2 separate regions of the Homo sapiens genome follow, and region 1 is linked to region 2. A link is a contact called in ENCODE Hi-C or POLR2A ChIA-PET data. All regions are on one chromosome and are shown on one strand. The core of a region is the stretch at or near the end of the contact, and the rest is flanking DNA. Distances in the headings are between cores, read along the strand shown. Region 1 holds the start of FCHO2 (FCH and mu domain containing endocytic adaptor 2). Region 2 has its middle 61 kb from the start of PTCD2.

The links. A loop is a pair of places that touch in the nucleus more often than their neighbours do. ChIA-PET counts read pairs that join two places held with the same protein, here RNA polymerase II (POLR2A). Pooled maps may share reads with other maps.
Region 1: a loop to region 2 is called in a pooled map, with 4 times the contacts of the local background. The contact joins the promoter of FCHO2 here to the enhancer-like site in region 2. A Hi-C loop is called at or near these places in 1 of 168 maps with a recorded cell type or tissue (head of caudate nucleus) and 2 of 50 pooled maps. POLR2A ChIA-PET finds 5 or more read pairs at or near these places in 1 of 52 experiments (AG04450).

Annotation. Positions count from the first base shown.
Region 1 is chr5:72,954,787-72,957,486 of GRCh38, forward strand. It overlaps FCHO2 (FCH and mu domain containing endocytic adaptor 2), which reads left to right and starts at 1,255. Exons shown (of 26, transcript NM_138782.3): 1 at 1,255-1,343. The coding sequence starts at 1,311. FCHO2-DT (FCHO2 divergent transcript) reads right to left here and starts at 1,098. Exons shown (of 2, transcript NR_186392.1): 1 at 228-1,098. RefSeq lists a silencer at 1,148-1,847.
Region 2 is chr5:72,379,522-72,382,336 of GRCh38, forward strand. It overlaps the pseudogene RPL10AP8. Among named protein-coding and RNA genes, the nearest start is that of PTCD2, 61 kb to the left of the region's middle. Within about 2 kb of position 1,495, at least 6 of the 41 ENCODE cell types and tissues checked have a DNase peak (open chromatin) inside an H3K27ac peak, as active enhancers do.

The DNA.
Region 1 (2,700 bases), core at 5-2,504, 580 kb after region 2:
CTTTTTAAAGAAACAAAATAAAGAAACAAGATACACAAAAATAGAGCAACTATGGCCAATCTTGTTTCATCCCTTTTCATCTATGACCTTACTCATACCCCTATCCATAATAAATGACTTTCAGCAAATCCTAGATGTTCTGCATCCTATATCTTTCTAACAGATATTCTTAAAAAGTATGACCACAATACCATTATCCAATTATTCCTTGTTCAACAAGCACTTACAATTTCATCCATGTGAAAGGCACCTCATGATTTTTACTTGAGGATGAAGATAATTTCTCATGAATTCTCATTGTTTTAAGTCACCTGAAGAGGTGTGATATGCTACAATAAATCTATTTGTAGGGCTTGGCTTCAAGAACTGAAGATTCTGGACCTAGCTGATCTGGTGACAGTGAACTTGAGACCTCTAATAGCGTTTAACTATTTTTTTTTAACTTTTGGAAAGCAAGGTGTAGGAAGGGGATTTAGTTTTTCCATTAGGTCGTGGCATGTTAAGACTTGTTTCTTTTTCCAAAATGTTCAAGTTGCTGAAGAGAACTATGGACTATGGGTCAGGAAGTCCGTCGGTTTCGGGTCACATTCCGCTCCCGCAGGCCTGCGGGCCGCCCCAGCTGGTTTGTTCCCGGCGTGTTAGAGGTCAGAGGCCGAGGCCGCACTCAGTGCCTGGGTCTCGCGCAGCTCCAGGGCTCTCAGGCGACACTGGGCGTTTCCTTTCCGGCTTCGGAAAGTTTTGTTTTGGTTCAAGGAAAGGCGCCCTGTTGACCAAAGGCTTCTCAGTCTCCTCCGGGTGGCCAGCGGCCAAGTTTCCTCCAGCCCAGCGAGTCCAGACTATAGTCCGTTCGAGATCCTCGAAGGCCGGGGAAGCGAGTCTTGTGAGGAGAGAAAGCGAGTGGGCAGCCAGCCTGCCGACTCCACTGCCGCTGGCTGGCCCTTCTCTTCCCTCTGTCCCTGGGCCAGTGCCCGTCGCACCACAAACAGTGCGAGCAGTCTCCCCGGTGACTCCTCAAGGACCCAGTTCTCCACCATTCCTAAGAGAACACTCAACCCAGCCGCGCCCGGGATGCAGAGAGATCTACCAACACCCGAGAATGGGGACAGGGCGCATGCGCACACCGTGGCCGTGGCGTCTAAGTGCTCGCCCAGCTGCGGCAGCCGCTAGGTGGCGCATGCGCCCTGGAAGGTGCGGGCCGGTCTCTGGGAAGAAGGCGGCGGCGGCGAAAGGCGGGGGTGCTGTGGGGGCCGGGCCGTGTTTACACAGCGGCGGGCGGGCGCGGACGCGGAACCCGGCGCGGCGGCGGCACGATGGTCATGGCGTATTTCGTCGAGAATTTTTGGGTAAGCTTAGGATGTTGGAAGTCGTGTGTTTCGAAGTCCAAGGCTTTTGGCGCCTGAGCTTGGCCTGCGTGCGCTTCGGGCGGCGGCGGCGGCCCCTCCGGCAGGGCGAGCGTCCTCCTGCCGCGTCCCGCCTGGGTGAGGTCCGGCGGGCGACCGGTCGCCAGCCTATAGGGACTCCCGGGCTCGCAGCCCTATGGGGACGGGGGCTGTCACCGCGGCCCGGGGGCCCGCAGCGGGGCCGCCGGCCACCGGGGCTGGGACAAAGCGCCGGATGGGGCGGGAGACGGGACCCAGCCCCACCGGAGGCTCCCGGTGCCGCGCTCCGCGCGGGGCGTGCGCGGCAGCTCGGACGCGAAGGACGGGCCCGCGGCACAGCCGCCTCCCGCTGCGCGCTGGCTGGGAGCGCCGGGCGGTGGGGTTTTGCCTCCTGCCCTCACCGCGGGCCCCCCATCTGAGCGATCCCTTTTACCTCTGACGGTTTCCACACCAAATCCAGTGCGGGGTTGGGCTGGACTAGCACTTCCTCTCAGCCTCGCAGCTCGGCTCGTGGGTTTGCGCCCAGGACTTTGCCTCTGGGCCTGTTCACAAAGCGTTTAAAAGTTGGATTTAATGTAACTGGACTCCTTGGGCTTAAATGCATGGAGACCTCCCCCTACTCTGTGCTCCTTCCCCTTCCTCATTCTTTCCACCCCTTGTCTTAGCTCAGTATTAGATTCTTCTTTGAGAATTTCTCCGGCTCCCGGTGGAGTATTTTTCTGCAGTTATTGTTTTTTTTTTTGTAATGGGAAGTACAGTTCAGCCATGTACAGGAAAGGAACGTGTTTACTCAGGTATCTTTCGTGAATCCCATTTTATGCCCTGACAGTTGCAAGTACTGCAGGTCCATTTTCGTTGAGATTTAGACATATTTAAAGGGGTAATCTTTTAGCTAGTAAGGAATGTATGTTAAATTCTTAATTCTAAGTGCCTCAAGCATGGTCTTGGTTAGTAATCAGATCAGTTCATAGTTATTTATTTGTCTTGAATGTACCTTGTTTTCCACAAAGAACGTATATACTAGACCTTAGGTGTTTTGTTTTTTAAACAGCTTTATTGAGTTCACATTTCCGTACCAATACACTCATTTAAAGTGTAGTACAATTCAGAGGTTTTTTCATATGTTCATAGAGTTGTGTAAACATCACCATATCAGTTTTACAACAATTTCGTTATCCCAGAAAGAATCCCTAGACCCATTAGCAGTCACTCCCCATTTTCCCCCTGCCCCAGGCCTAGGCAACTAATGTATTTTCTGCCTCTCTGCATTTGTCTAGTCTGGACATATCCTATAAATGGGGCCATGGTGACCAGTTTCTTT
Region 2 (2,815 bases), core at 245-2,744:
AAGGTTAAGTTGATCATCAATGGCCAGTGATTTAGTCAATCATGCCTAAATGAAGTTTTCCTAAAACCCGAAAGTACTGGGTTCATGGAACTTCCAGATAGCTGAACAGGGGGAGGTTCCTGGAGGGCGGCTCGCCTGGGGAGGGCTTGGAAGCTCCTTGCCTCTTCCCACGTACTTCACCCTATGCCTCTTTTTCATCTGGCTTTTATCTATATCTTTTGTAACACCTTTCAGGATAAACCAGTAAACCTAAGTGTTTCCCTGAGTTCTGTAAGCCACTCTAGCAAATTAATCAAAACTAAGGAGGGGGCCATGGGACCCCTGATTTATAGCTGACTGGTCAGAGCACAGGTAAAACAACCTGGAGCTTGTGATTGTCATTGGAAGTGGGGGACAGTGTTGTGGGACTGAGCCCTCGACCTGTGGGACCTGACGCCATCTCCGGGTAGACAGTGTCAGAACTGAATTGATTTAGAGGACACCCAGCTGGTATCTGCTGCAGAACTTATTGCTTGCTTGGTGTTGAGACAATACACCCACACATTTGGTCGCAGAAGCGTTGTATGTTGTGAGAGCATAGTGAGAGAAACAGAGTTTGTTTTTTTCCTATATCCTTAGAGATGCCCTGAGGGAAGGAAAGTCAGGGACATAGCAAGCAAAACCTATGAGTAACTCACAGTTAGGGAGGTTCAGAAACCTCTAATAAGCAGGATAAGCCAGGCGGTAGAGAGGAGATCTGAGCGGAAGCACGAGGAAGAAGAAGCCGTGAGAAAGCGATGGAGACAGTACTGGGTCCCCAGAGCTGACCAGTTTCTCAGGTGACCTCAGTCCCCAATACTATCTCAGTTCCTACAATAAAACCCTCTGGTCTCAAGCTCACTTACAGCAGTATTCCTTAAAAACAAAAGAACCCAACTTAGGAGGAAAACAGTGACACATTTTACTGCAAGAAAATAAAATACAACTACTCTGAACACATGCACTATTACACAAGTCACAAACCCAGGAGAATCATGAGGATTTATTTTTAATAAGACACAAGGTGCAGGGTTAGACTGTCTTAAAGGACAGACTGTTTTCTCAGAGTATTGAAAGAAGGGGGCCTCTTAGGATTTCTGAGAGCAGCCACTAGAGTGTGAGACTTTAGGAATGTTTCCACCTGCTCCGAGGACTCTGACCATCCCTGGCAGAAAATGCCAGAGTTACTTGGTAGAGCCCTCGTTGGCAATGAGAAGCAGCGCAACCTGTGCCCTGGGATGGGCGTGCGCCTGCTAGCCCTGTGACCCTCAGCGAGTCACTTCATCTCCTTGAGACTCAGTTCCTCCTTTGTGATAGGTGACAAGCAAAGTGACTTCTGGGATATTAATCTTCTAAGTAAATGTCTTCTTTCAACTAGATTAGGAAAGGAGGCAGCCTAGAAGAAGAAAGACTGTGGCCCAGTAGTCAGGAAAGCTGCATTTCGGCCTTGTCACTTGCTGGCTGGGCAAGCTGAGCAGCTGTCTGACTTGTCTTGGTCTCACCCACAAAATGAGGAAGTTGATTTGTGTCTCATCAAAAGGGCATTTTCACTCCAAATTCTGTGATGCTAAGACCTAAACATTCCTCAATCTATGATTCCAATGGCTCTTAACATCTGTATTTAAAATTCTTTGCTGTGTTTTTTTCCCCACCCTTGACTGTGTAGAAAGAAGTCTGTGCCACAATTTCTAGGAGAACTTATTTATTTCAATTTGTCCAGTTACAGACTAAGTATAAAGAATGTTGGGGGAAAACCTGGTGTGAGTTTCACTCCAGCACTAGTTGGAACAGACATGTGAACTAATTTGGATTCCTAACGGCACAAGATCAAGGCTGGTTGCTGATGGAGAACTGTGAATCTAAATAGGAAGACAGACCAGGCCATATTCAAAGGAAAAGATGTGTCCTCTTCCCAGAAAACTATAAATCCATAAATGGAAAGTGAAGGTGTGATTCGCAAAGTGATCTTGAGAAGCATTTTAAATGTCCTTCTCAAAAATATTAAATTTATTGGTAGAAATCAGAAGTTTTGAGGTCCGTAGACACAGTGGTAGAGGCCAATAGAAAAAGCCAAGAACAAACACGGCTAGTTATAAAAGAAGTTTAGTGTCCTGCAATTTCAGTAAAAACCTAAAGGCACACATGACTCCAAGATACTGAAGGTCAGTGACTTTCATTGTTTCACCAGTTAGTTAAATGAAGGTGCAAGACTCTACAGTAATGCTCATTTCTTGTTTCTGTGGCATGAGGCACCAAGAGCATCAAAACCTCTCGAGATACTCTGTACTAGGCGTCCCACAGAGGAACCAGTGCAAGCACTGGACACTTTCGGGTATAGCCGAAGATCACCTTGAAGAACGATGAACTCAGAAGGACAAGTGCTCCCCCTGCAAACTTTAGTCCACTCTCCGCCCCAAGCTCTCTGTGTGTATGCTGGGGACCAACAACACTTTGATAAAGCCAAGGCTGTGGCTATCACCATGTGAGCTTTGGGGTGCTGAAGAAACTCAACCAGAATAAGAAGCTCATCAAGAAGTTGGCCATAAAGTATGATGACTCTGATCAAACACATCCTCAGCCCCAGCCTGAATAAAGCTGGCAAATTCCCTTCCCTGTTCATGCACAATGAAAACATCGTGGCCAGAGTTGATGAGGTGAAGTCCACAATCAACTTCCTGACGGAGGTGCTGTGTCTGGCCATGACCAATGCCATGTGAAGATGACAGACGATGAGCTTGTGTACAACATCCTTCTGGATGTTAGCTTCCTGGTGTCACTGCTCAAGGTGAATTGGCAG